2 separate regions of the Homo sapiens genome follow, and region 2 is linked to region 1. Evidence: chromatin contacts called from ENCODE Hi-C or POLR2A ChIA-PET data. All regions are on one chromosome and are shown on one strand. The core of a region is the stretch at or near the end of the contact, and the rest is flanking DNA. Distances in the headings are between cores, read along the strand shown.

Region 1 (6,132 bases), core at 2,015-4,514:
TGCCCTCAGCCTGGGCTGCCCTGGACTGGCCGTCCCTACCCCTCCAAGACTTAGCCCAAAATCATACTTTTTTTTTTTTTTTTTGAGATAGGGTCTCACTCGGTCCACCAGGCTGGAATGCAGTGGCACAATCTCGGCTCACTACAACCTCCACCTCCCAGGTTCAAGAAATTATCCTGCCTCAGACTCCCGAGTAGCTGGGATTATAGGTGCCCGCCACCATGCCTGGCTGATTTTTGTATTTTTAGTAGAGACACGGTTTTGCTATGTTGGCCAGGGTGGTCTCGAACTCCTGACCTCAGATGATCCATCCGCCTCGGCCTCCTAAAGTGCTGGGATTACAGGCGTGAGCCACTGCGCCTGGTTTCCAAAATATTACTCTTTTCCCCAGAATGGAAATACAATTATTATTCAAAATATAAGAGTAATCTTGGCCAGGCACAGTGGCTCACGCCTGTAATCCCAACACTTTGGGAGGCTGAGGCAGGTGGATCACGAGGTCAGGAGTTTGAGACCAGCTTGGCCAATGTAGTGAAACCTCGTCCCTACTAAAAATACAAAAAATTAGCTGGGCGTGGTGGTGGGCGCCTGTAACCTCAGCTACTTGGGAAGCTGAGGCGAGAGAATCGCTTGAAGCCGGGAGGTGGAGGTTGCAGTGAGCCAAGATCGTGCCACTCTACTCCAGCCTGGGCGACAGTGTGAGACTCTGTCTCAAAAAAAAAAAAGAAAAAAAGAGTAATCTTAAAAAATAAAAATATATGTTTTAAAACTTTTTATATATACATGTAAAATGTATATGCATATTATATATATGTTCAAATGTGTGAATGTATTTTTGTATTTATAAACACTTAAACTAAAATATGTAAATTTATGTATAAAACTATAAAATATGAACATGATATTATACTATGTATATATTTTGTAACCCTCATTTTCACTCACTACAAAATAAATGTATTTTATATGGTAAGTATAGATTTACCTAATTTTTTCAAGGTAAATAGTTTAAAAAATATAAAACTAGTAAATGCTCATTGCAAAAACAAATTGCTAAAAAATATCAAGAAGAAAGTAAACAGCACAAAAAGCCCTCCTTCTAAAGACAACCATTATTAACATTTTGGCAAACATCCTTTTTTTTTTTTTTTTGAGATGGAGTCTCGCTCTGTCACCCAGGCTGGAGTGCAGTGGTGAGATCTCGGCTCACTGCAACCTCCGCCTCCCTGGCTCAAGCGATTTTCCTGCCTCAGCCTCTGGAGTAGCTGGGATTACAGGCATGCACCACCACATCCAGCTAATTTTTTTTATTTTTATTTTAGTAGAGACGGAGTTTCACCATGTTGGCCAGGCTGGTCTCAAACTCCTGACCTCAAGTGATCCGCCCACCTCAGCCCCAAAAAGGTTGGGATTACAGGCGTGAGCCACCGTGCCCGGCCCAAACATCTTTTTTTACACACATATACACCCATATTTTTATATCAATAGTCTCAAATTATATATACACTGTTTTGGGACTTTTAAAAAAATTTCAGCAAGACCTTGTGGACATCCTTCCATGATAATACGCAGAGCATGAGATTATTCTTTTAAATGATTACATAATATTTTATTGTGAGAGCATAACTTTATTGAATTTATTTATAAACACTAGTGGCGAGCATCCATTTTTCAGCTTTTCACAATTAAAAACAACACTGTGATGAGCCATCCTTATATATGGATTCTTTCTGGAATAAGAAATAAATGGACTGAAAAATTAGAATGTACAATTCTAGAGGTCCCACGTTGTCAAATTATGTTCAGAAATGTGCACCGCGAAAAAGTCTAAAAGTTCAGCCAAGATTCACATGGGTCATTTCTGGGCAAAAGGACCAGGCATGATTTTGTTGTTCTTCCTATTCTTCTGTCCTCCTCAGCTTTTCTATTCTAAGTGTGTCCTTCGTTATGCTGATGCAAGTTGGCAATTTTACATTGCACAAGAATATATGGTTTTAATCCACGCAAGTGTCGCCTCTGACGATGCTCTCTTTCCAGTTCCTCCTGCACCACACTTGCTCTCATCATCTGCTACAGGGGAGGGACCTGCTAGCCCTGTGCCTAAGTTAGCACCAGCAGGAACCCACAGGTGTTCAGTGGGGAGTCGCTGACTGCCTTGGAGAAGCGTATTTGAGACAAGCTGTTAATGGCTCACGGTCCTAGGGTAACCCCCTCGGCTGGCACCTGCATTTAGGACAGCAGTGAGCCAAGCAGTTTCCAGCTTGTGGGAAAGAAGCTTTGAGGGGTCCCTAAGGGCAAGAAGGCCTTTCCTGGCTCAGTCCAATCAGATACCTGCTGTGGCTGTGCTTCTTCTGGCCACAGGTCCCTGTCTTTGTTGGTTCCCTGCACTGACCTGGCCAAAAGGAAGCTGCTTGCTTCTGGGCAGCAGCTGTCCCCTCCCCCAGAAAGTCTAAAAGGACACAGAGGACGTCTTCAGTATTTCCGTAGAGGTCACAAGCTAAGTGGGTCGCTGTCGCTGTTTTACGTTTGGTTGGTGCTGAGACACTTCCTCTTTCATTTATGTCTTATTCAGGCCACCTCCTCCATCCCCCTTGAAGACTGAAAAAGGGGAACTTGAAAGAAAAACCGAAAATTTCAGACCGAGCTATGGTGCAGGAGACCATGCTGTCATCCTGAAGCAGAGGCTGGGGACGTCACCAAGAGGATCACAGCATCCTCGAGGGTTCACTGAGGCCACTGCCCAGGCTTTCTTTTCTTTCTTTTTTTTAATAGAGATCAGAGTCTTGCTAGGTTGCCCAGGCTGATCTCAAACTCCTGAGCTCAAACAATCCTCCCACCTCAGCCTTCTAAAGTGCTGGGTTTACAGGCTTGAGTCACTATACCGGGCTGACCAGGGACTTTCTTCCTCCCCTCATTCGAACTTTCTTAGCTCCCACTCAAGTCTTCCTAAATGCTATGTGGTATTCTTAGGACTCCTAATTCCTAATTTTTCAGGAAGTGAAATGATATTCTTAAAGTAAAAACCAAAATCTGCTTTTGCTCAATTCTTTGAATTTACTGTATTTATATGCCATATATAGAGAGAGAGAGAAAGAGAGACAGAAAGAGTGCATGTAGATATACACACACAAATGTATACACACACACACACACACACACACACACATCAGATTGTGGTAGCTTTTGGAAACTCTCTAAGGCACAGAAAATAAGTTGCCTGACAAGACATCAAAGAATTGCAAAAGAGGCCACAGCCCCAAAGGCCTTACTGACTGCTTTGTGATTTGTAGCATGACTGCTGATAAGCATCTATTTGCTTCAGTAAATAGAAGTTGAATCATAACATTTGTTCCAGGAAACAGTAACTGAAGTCGCAAATCATAAATAATAAAGCATGAAAAATCTTCTTTTAACCTAATGGACTAAAAGATTTCTTGCTTTTTTCATTTCTGCTAATGGCCTCTCTCCCTTGGCACTGCCAGAGCTGGCCCATTAAAGGTGAATTGAGCCTCAGTTTGCAGGCAGGACGTGGTCCAAAAGATCATTTGTAAGTTGGTTGTTTGGATCAAAGAATGTGTTTTCTCCTAGAAACCGTTTTTCTCAGGGTGACTGGGTTCTCAGGTTCGCTCGCACAGTGCTGTTCAACTTCTACTGAAGCTGAGCTCTGGGTCTTTGAGGGCAGGTTCTCTGCAGTGCAGGAGGGAGAAATCAGGTCACCTGCTGCTCCTTTGCATAGAGACCTGGCTCTGAGCACAATTTAAGCATAAGTAGTTTTCTTTTCTACTTTCTCAACTCCCTTTTGGCGTCCAGGTCCAGGGCCGTAGTCCCTGGATTGCAGCACCCTTTCCTAAAGTGCTTTACCCACCTCTGGGCTGCTTGCCTGCTAAGGGGGGTCTGGGACCCCAAATTACCCACTATTCCTGCTTCCTGACCAATCAGACTTCCATTTCCTCAGAGCAGTTGATATCAGCTAAGGGCCAGGGGAAAAGCAAAAGGAGAAGATATGAATTCACACTAGTAGGTGAATCATGGAGAACCTCTTAACCCTCTTAATATCTTCTCATGTTAAAATGAATTAGTTGTGAGACTTGAGAGTCCTTGTGGCAGTATGGGTTAGGGATGAACACGGTGACTAAGGATTCGGAATTCACACACACATTAGTAGGACTCTTAGGCTCTTCACTGCACCTGCTTCCAGAACACTGGCAGTCAGTTAGGAAATGATCCTACTCTGGAAAAAAAATGCAATGGTCGCAGAGAAGAAACTTTCAAGTTCAGACACTGGGGAGAATCCCCTCAGTGAATAAGCTGATTATCTGCCAGATTGCCTCTGAGAATAAGCCACATTCATGCACACAGAACCCCCCACCAGTTTTTTGTGCCTCATAATGAAATCTTAACAGATAGCCAAAGATTACCAGATGTTTATGGAAAGTTCTAACATGAAACAAAAAGACCAAAACAGAGGAAACAACAGAACAAATCTTCAAAAGTAGTATAGTTACTATCTATAGAGAAATAAGAAAAGGCATTTTATCCATGAAATAGGATGTATTTTAGACTTTCAGGATGCCGTAACAAAATATGATACACTGGGTGGTTTATAAACAAAGAAATTTATTTCTCATGGTTCTAGGGACTGGAATCCAAGATCAAGGTGCTGATTTGGTGTCTGGGGAGGGCCTGCTTTCTGGTTCAGAGATAGTGTCTTCTTGCAGTGGCCTCACGTGGAGGAAGGGGTGAGCTGACTCCCTTGGGTCTCTTTTATAAAGGCACTAATACTATTCATAAGGGTTCCATTCTCATGGCCTGATCACCTCCCAAAGGTTCCCATCTACAAATACTATCACGTTGGGGGTTAGGTCTCAACATAGAAATTTGGGGGGACACAGACATTCAAACCATCGCAGGGTGCAAAATAAAATAATCATAACAAGAAAGGGATTTTGGCTATTGAAAAGCAGAATAGTTTAAAGTAAGTATTCAAAAGAAAAGATAGAAGATAATTTATAAAGTCTGGGCACAGTGGCTCACACCTATAATCCCAGCACTTTGGGAGGCCGAGATGGGTGGATCACGAGGTCAGGAGTTCAAGATCAGCCTGGCCAAGATGATGAAACCCCATCTCTACTAAAAATACAAAAAAAAAAAAAATTAGCTGGGTGTGGTGGTGGGTGTCTGTAATCCCAGCTACTAGGGAGGCTGAGGCAGAGAACTGGTTGAAACCAAGAGGTGGAGGTTGCAGTGAGTTGAGATCGCACCACTGCACTCCAGCCTGGGCAACAGAGCGAAACTCTGTCTCAAAAAAAAAAGAAAAGAAAAGAAAAAGAAAAAAAATAATTGATAAAAACTTCAGAATGTAGTACAAAAAGATGGAAAAAATGTGAGAGATAAGAAAATTTGAGGATCTATTCTGAAAGTCCAACATCCAGCAAGAATGGAGGGAAGGAAATTATCAAAAAAATAATACCAGAAAATTTCTCAGAATGAAAGGATAAGAGTCTCAGTATCAAAGGGCCTGCTAAGTGAGCCACAAAATGAATGAGAAGAAAGGTTCAGGCTAAGGCACATCTTTATAACCCTTCAGAACGCTAAGGATAAAAAGGAGACCCTATAATCTTCCTAAAAATAACAGATAACATACAAAGAACTAGGAATCAAAATGGCATTGAACATCTCAGTAGCAACATTGGAAGTCAGAAGAAACTGGAGCAAACTGTTTATAATTCTGAGGGGAAATGATTTGCAATCTAGAATTCCACACCAACTCAATAAATTCTCAATCAAGTATGAGGGCAGGATAAAAACATTTTCAGATGTCAAAGTTCTCAAAATATTTATCTCTATGTACCTTTATTCCAGAAGGTTCTGGGGATGTGCTACTGAAACCAAAGGAGTAGGCCAGGAAAGAGGAAGACAGAATTTAGTAATTTAAGAAACAGGGGATCCAACAGAGCAAAGTGTAGTTGCAGTCCTAGGAACAGCTATGCAGTAGGCCCATGGATGACCAGTATAGATAGGAATGTGGAGATGAGGGTACCCAGAAAAAAAATGTAACTAGTGTAAACGGGCCATGTAGAGAAGCATTAAAAAACAAAGTAAAGAATCAGAGAATCATAAAAAATAAGGCAC
Region 2 (5,513 bases), core at 922-3,421, 170 kb before region 1:
TCTTTCGTCCCCAAATTATCCTGCCTTTGCTTTTGATTCTGGTACTTTTACACACGAAGGTCATGTCTGTCCAATTAAAATGTAAATTTCTCAGAAACACAGGCTAAGTCTCTATTTAGTTTCTCCCATGGTGCTGTACACAAAGCTGTCCCGGATAACTGAGTGCCAGATGAGCTCTCACCCAGACTGGAGATCCAAAGCCGCTGGACGATCCATTGCAGAACATCACTTCCTGAAAAACAAGAGACATTTGCGGTTATTGTCATAGCCTCCTGACACATCCCCGCTCCTCCACGCTGTTGCCTGACTGGTCTCCTTCCCGTTCAGCTGCGATTTCATTCCTCTTCGCTCAGAACCTTCAGAAACCCCCACCTCATCATGCTCAGTCCCAGCTCTGCAGCCTGTAATTCAAGGCTATCCATGATCTGACTCCAGCAGATGTGCAACTTAACACCGCACGCACCCCCAGCCCACACATACATACACACACGCTTCATCTTTACATCTCTTGTTGTATTGATCTTTTACCTGACGATAACTTGTACATGGTCTGTTATTCACTAACTGGATAGTAAATAGGCTAAGTCTAAACACACACACACACACATACACACACACAAAACAGACCCGAGGCAAGCTGTTTGCAGGGCTCTGGACCAAGCTGGGACTCTGGGAGTAAAACAGAGACAGGGATGAGAAGAGGACAGGCTGAGGGCTGGGGCCGGCTCTCCAACTCCCCAAGTTCCCAGGCAGAACTCCGAGGAGTCAGAAACTTCTAAACTTGAACCTGGCCTTCCATGACATTGTGAAGGTACTTTTGTCAGGGTAGGAGGTTGGGACCTATCCTAGTTGATTTATAACTTTAGATGATGGAATGAAGGCTCCATGTGTACTCTCGCCCCAGGCCCTGCAAATCTTAGGGGCTGGCTTGGGAACAACACACAAAAAAACATGAAAAAATGGCATGAAAAACAGCAGGAGAGGCGGGCTCAGAGGCCAGGAGAGAATGTGCACCCGTACACCCGTCCCACCCACCTGCTCCCCTCAAGGATTCAGATTTATCTAAGGGTCAAGGCAAGCCAAGTTCCACCAACAAGCCCAGAGCTGCCGTACGACCCCACAGAAGCTCTGAGCCCCTTCCCTCAGCCTGGGCCCTCTCACCTCACAAGCAGAAGGTACAGCTCGTAGGCACAAGGTAATAGCATCTCAGAAGATAGACAAGGTGCCCTGGAACGAAGCACCGCATCACAGATACCATCGTGCAGATGCCAATGGTCACATTTTCCAGCAATCTTAGCCTGCTTTCCAAAGGCCAAGCTGGAAGCCTGTCTGCATGGAAACAGGCCCACATAACACATCAAAGAAGAGGGCCAGGATTGAGACTCCACTCCCTGTGTTCTTATGTCTGGATAATTGCCAATGATACTTCCCTCCTCGGAGGCGGTGCAGGGACATTTCTTCTTATGACCCATATACACGCTCTCTGGGCGTAATTGCCTGCCTACGACCATGGCTGGGTGTAGACAACCTGTAATTCTTCCCTTCATGCCCACACCCTAGGACACAAATGTCCAGCCATGATCTCTGTCAGTGTCCACATGCACACTGTCATGGCTTTCCATGGTTCTCCCTCTGTTGCTCTTAGCATCATTCACTCCTGGATGGCTGTTCAAAAGCAAAATCCTTCATCTAAACTCCTAGGACTGGGTGTTTAGACTTTCCACACCAAGTCTCTCTCTTTAAATGCTACACAGTGGTGCGCAGGCAGAGAGACAGACCTAGGCAGACATCAGACTGATTAGCTCTCTCCACCGAGGAGCCGAGGGCTTTCTCATCCACTTGACTGCCTCCCGAAATAGATCAAATGAGATTATGGTGCCACCAGCATCTGTACCACGCGGTCTACGTTGACAGCCTGGCAGGCTGCTCAGCCTCCCGCATCAGCCACCTTTGTCCCGAGGAAGCCCTGGGACGCCTGCCGTCCAAGAAGTTAAATAATTTTTTTTTATCGGTGCTGTTGTTGCAGGACCAGGGCTTCTCCCTGTGTTGTTTCTACAGCAGCTGGAATTCACCTGTGCAGGAGGAACAAGGAAGCCATGGCAGGATGGGCGACCTCGCCCAAATCCAGGAACCAAGTGTGCCCCGTGTGCAGGGAAGGAAAGCAGCTGGTGCACAACTGACAGTAGATAAGAATATGGACTCTGGGCTGGGCGCGGTGGCTCATGCCTGTAATCCCGGCACTTTGGGAGGCCGAGGCGGGTGGATCACCTGAGGTCAGGAGTTCGAGATCAGCCTGACCAACATAGTGAAATCTCATCTCTACTAAAAATACAAAAATTAGTTGGATGTGGTGGTGGGTGCCTGTAATCCTAGCTACTCCGGAGCTGAGGCATGAGAATCGCTTGAACCCAGGAGGCAGAAGCTGCAATGAGCCAAGATAGTGCCACTGCACTCCAGCCTGAGCAACAGAGAAAGACCCTGTCTCAAAAAAAAGTATAAGTAAAAATAAAATATATATATGGACTCTGGAGTCACATTGCTGGGCTGAAATTCAAGCTCACTCATGAAATGAGCTTAAGGACATGAAGGCAAGTTGCTGAAACTCTTTGGTCTCCATAACCCCATGTGCAAAAAGTGGGCAGTCATATCTACCCTTAACTTTATTGTGAGTGTTAACAGACAATGTGTGGGAAAGCACTAGCTACCACCACCATCCAGCACCCACTGCATACTCAGCACCTGCACAGAACTCTCTCACTTCCTTCCTGCACTCGTTCCCTTAGGGAGGGATTGCCATTCTTGCATTAAAAATGAGAAAACTGGCCAGCTGTGGAGTCTCAAGCTGGTAATCCCAGCACTTTGGAAAACCGAGGCAGGAGGATCACTTGAGCCCAGGAGGTCAAGGCTGCAGTGAGCCATAATTTTATGACTGCACTCCAGCCTGGGAGACAGCATGAGACCCTGTCTCAAAACAAACAAACAAAACAAAACAAACAAACAAAAACAATGGAGAAAGTAAACTGAGACCAGGGCTACAGCTAGAAAAGACACCTGAAGGATTTAATCCTTCACTCTCCACACAAGGACAGACAATAAGTGACTCATGCATTCAATAAACTTTTACTAACCATCTGTTACAAACACAGCTCTGAGAAGCATTGGGATTACCCAGATGAGCAAGACAAGGTACTTTCCCTTAAAGGGCCCCAGTCCAGTAGAGAATTCAGGCCAAAATTAATGACAGTCAAAGGCAGGGAGGGGGACAGGGTCAGGGATGCCTTCAGGAAGAATTGCCCCAGCTGCATCTGAGGTGATGGGGGACACAAAGGCACCCTGAAAAGTCTGCCCCCTGTTTCCACTCTTTGGGTGCCCAGAGCTACGCTGGTTCTTGGCCTTTCCAAAGTCTGGCTTGTCAGTGTTTCCTTTTCCTCCATGAGCTGCTCTATAGCATTTCAATTACTTCCCCTTTTGCTCCAACAAAAGAGTGGGTCTTCTGTTGCTTGCATGCAAGGAAACCTGAGTGACACATTGCTGGTGGGGGCATCCTTTCTTCTAAGCAGTCAGAAAGGGAAAGGGGAAGCTGTGAGCCAGCTTGTCTCTGCAAAGACTAGGGCACCTTGAGTGAAAAATAAATAGTCAGGTCAGGGGTGGCATAGAGAGGGAGGCCTCACATTGAGCACAGCCGTGGTGAGGCCCGGGCTTGGGCTATGAGAAGCTGTCTGCTTCTGCAGGCAATACGCCTAAGTATGAAACATTGTCTTTACTGCAAAATCAAGATCAGAAAACAGGTAACACATTAACCAAAATGCTCTCTTAATATTGGCGTCCAGCCCTTCTTGCCAATATCCCCAAATGATGCTCTGTAGGCACCTCACCCCCACACACAGAGAGGAGACAGTGGCACCACTCCCACAGGGCAGTTGAGAAGGGCCTGAAATGAATTAGAAGGTAAACGGTGGAGCAAAACAAAGGCCAACTTTTTTCTGCTAAATAGTATTTTTTTTTCTGCTACTTGGTTTCATTAAAACAAAGCAAACAAAACAACAAAACAAAAAATGACAGTGAAGGTTTCTAAAATGACCTTCTGGGAGGAATGGCTTCAAGAAATGACCTGTTGAGTCCTTTTCTCCCTCCTGACCCCTTCCTCAGAGGAAGACTTTAGTCCAGGAGTCAGCAAATGTACTCTGTAGAGCGCTAGATAGTAAATAAACATTTCAGCTTTGTGGGAGTCTTGTTCTGTCACCCAGGCTGGAGTGCAGTGGTGCGATCTTGGCTCACTGCAAACTCCGCCTCCCGGGTTCAAGTGATTCTCATGCCTCAGCCTCCCGAGTAGCTGGGATTACAGGCATGCACCACCATGCCTGGCTAATTTTTGTATTTTTAGAAGAGATGGGGTTTCACCATGTTGGTCAGGCCGGTCTCGAACTCCCGACCTCAGGTGATCCACCTGCCTCGGCCTCCCAAAGTGCTGGGATTGTAGGTGTAAGCCACTGTGCCTGGCCACAACTATATATTTTAACTCTGCCATTGTAGTGTAAGAGCAGCCATAGACAATACATAAATGAGTGAACATGGATATGTTCCAATAAAACTTTATTTAGAAATAAAGCTTTGTTTTGTTTTGTTTTGTTTTGTTTGAGACGGAGTCTCGCTCTGTCGCCCAGGCTGGAGTGCAATGGCGCAATCTCTGCTCACTGAAAGCTCTGCCTCCCAGGTTCAGGCCATTCTCCTGCCTCATCCTCCCGAGTAGCTGGGACTATAGGCACCTGCCACCATGCCCAGCTAATTTTTTGTATTTTAATAGAGACAAGGTTTCACCGTGTTAGCCAGGATGGTCTTGATCTCCTGACCTTGTGATCCACCCGCCTCGGCCTCCCAAAGTGCTGGGATTACAGGCGTGAGCCACTGCACCTGGCCAAAAATAAAGTTTTTTACAAACACAGGAGGTGGGCCGTATTGGGCCTGTGGGGTCTATTCCAGGCCAAGACTAAAGTGCAAGCTACATCACCTGTCATGGCATGAGGAACGCTGGTGACCAGGACCCTCTGGTTCTGCATTCGGACCCCTGTCTCTGGGTTCTGCATGTCCTTCACGAGCGCTTCAATCTGCAAGACAGAACAGGAAAAAGCCGACTGACGAGAACAATTTTGAAAGTTGTGCAGGGCAATTTCCACTGCACTGAGAGGGACCTCAAAATGCAAAGGTGGACACAGGGGTTCCCCATCTGGTACAGGAGCCAGGTGGGCACTGAGTGACTCTAATGCAACCAGGACTAAGGTGTGCTCCACAGACACAGATCCCATCCCTGCATGTGAAGACTCGCAGATTCATCCTGACTGGGAGATTCTGGGGTGGCTTTTAAGGAAAGATGGAGCTTAACAAGAAAGGATTTTGCTGAACAGAAAGTGATAGAACACCATGGGCAAAGGCATGGAAGGATGACAGCTCCCAGGGTTAGTGGAACAGAAAACAGCAGGAGTTGCAGCTGGAAAAGCCAGTGGAGGCCAGACCAC

What was found. Hi-C counts contacts between places; a loop is a spot of excess contacts on that map. ChIA-PET counts read pairs that join two places held with the same protein, here RNA polymerase II (POLR2A). Pooled maps may share reads with other maps.
Region 2: a pooled map shows a loop between it and region 1 (2.6-fold over the local background). The contact joins two enhancer-like sites. A Hi-C loop is called at or near these places in 2 of 50 pooled maps. POLR2A ChIA-PET finds 5 or more read pairs at or near these places in 6 of 52 experiments (AG04450, B cell, H1 and 3 more).

Annotation. Positions count from the first base shown.
Region 1 is chr17:64,982,488-64,988,619 of GRCh38, reverse strand. No RefSeq gene overlaps it. Among named protein-coding and RNA genes, the nearest start is that of LRRC37A3, 66 kb to the right of the region's middle. RefSeq lists enhancers at 2,188-2,237, 2,518-2,817, 3,435-3,714. Within about 2 kb of position 3,264, at least 28 of the 41 ENCODE cell types and tissues checked have a DNase peak (open chromatin) inside an H3K27ac peak, as active enhancers do.
Region 2 is chr17:65,153,014-65,158,526 of GRCh38, reverse strand. RGS9 (regulator of G protein signaling 9) reads right to left here. Exons shown (of 19, transcript NM_003835.4): 2 at 5,009-5,105; 3 at 182-232. Among named protein-coding and RNA genes, the nearest start is that of RGS9, 18 kb to the right of the region's middle. RefSeq lists an enhancer at 3,092-3,251. Within about 2 kb of position 2,171, at least 5 of the 41 ENCODE cell types and tissues checked have a DNase peak (open chromatin) inside an H3K27ac peak, as active enhancers do.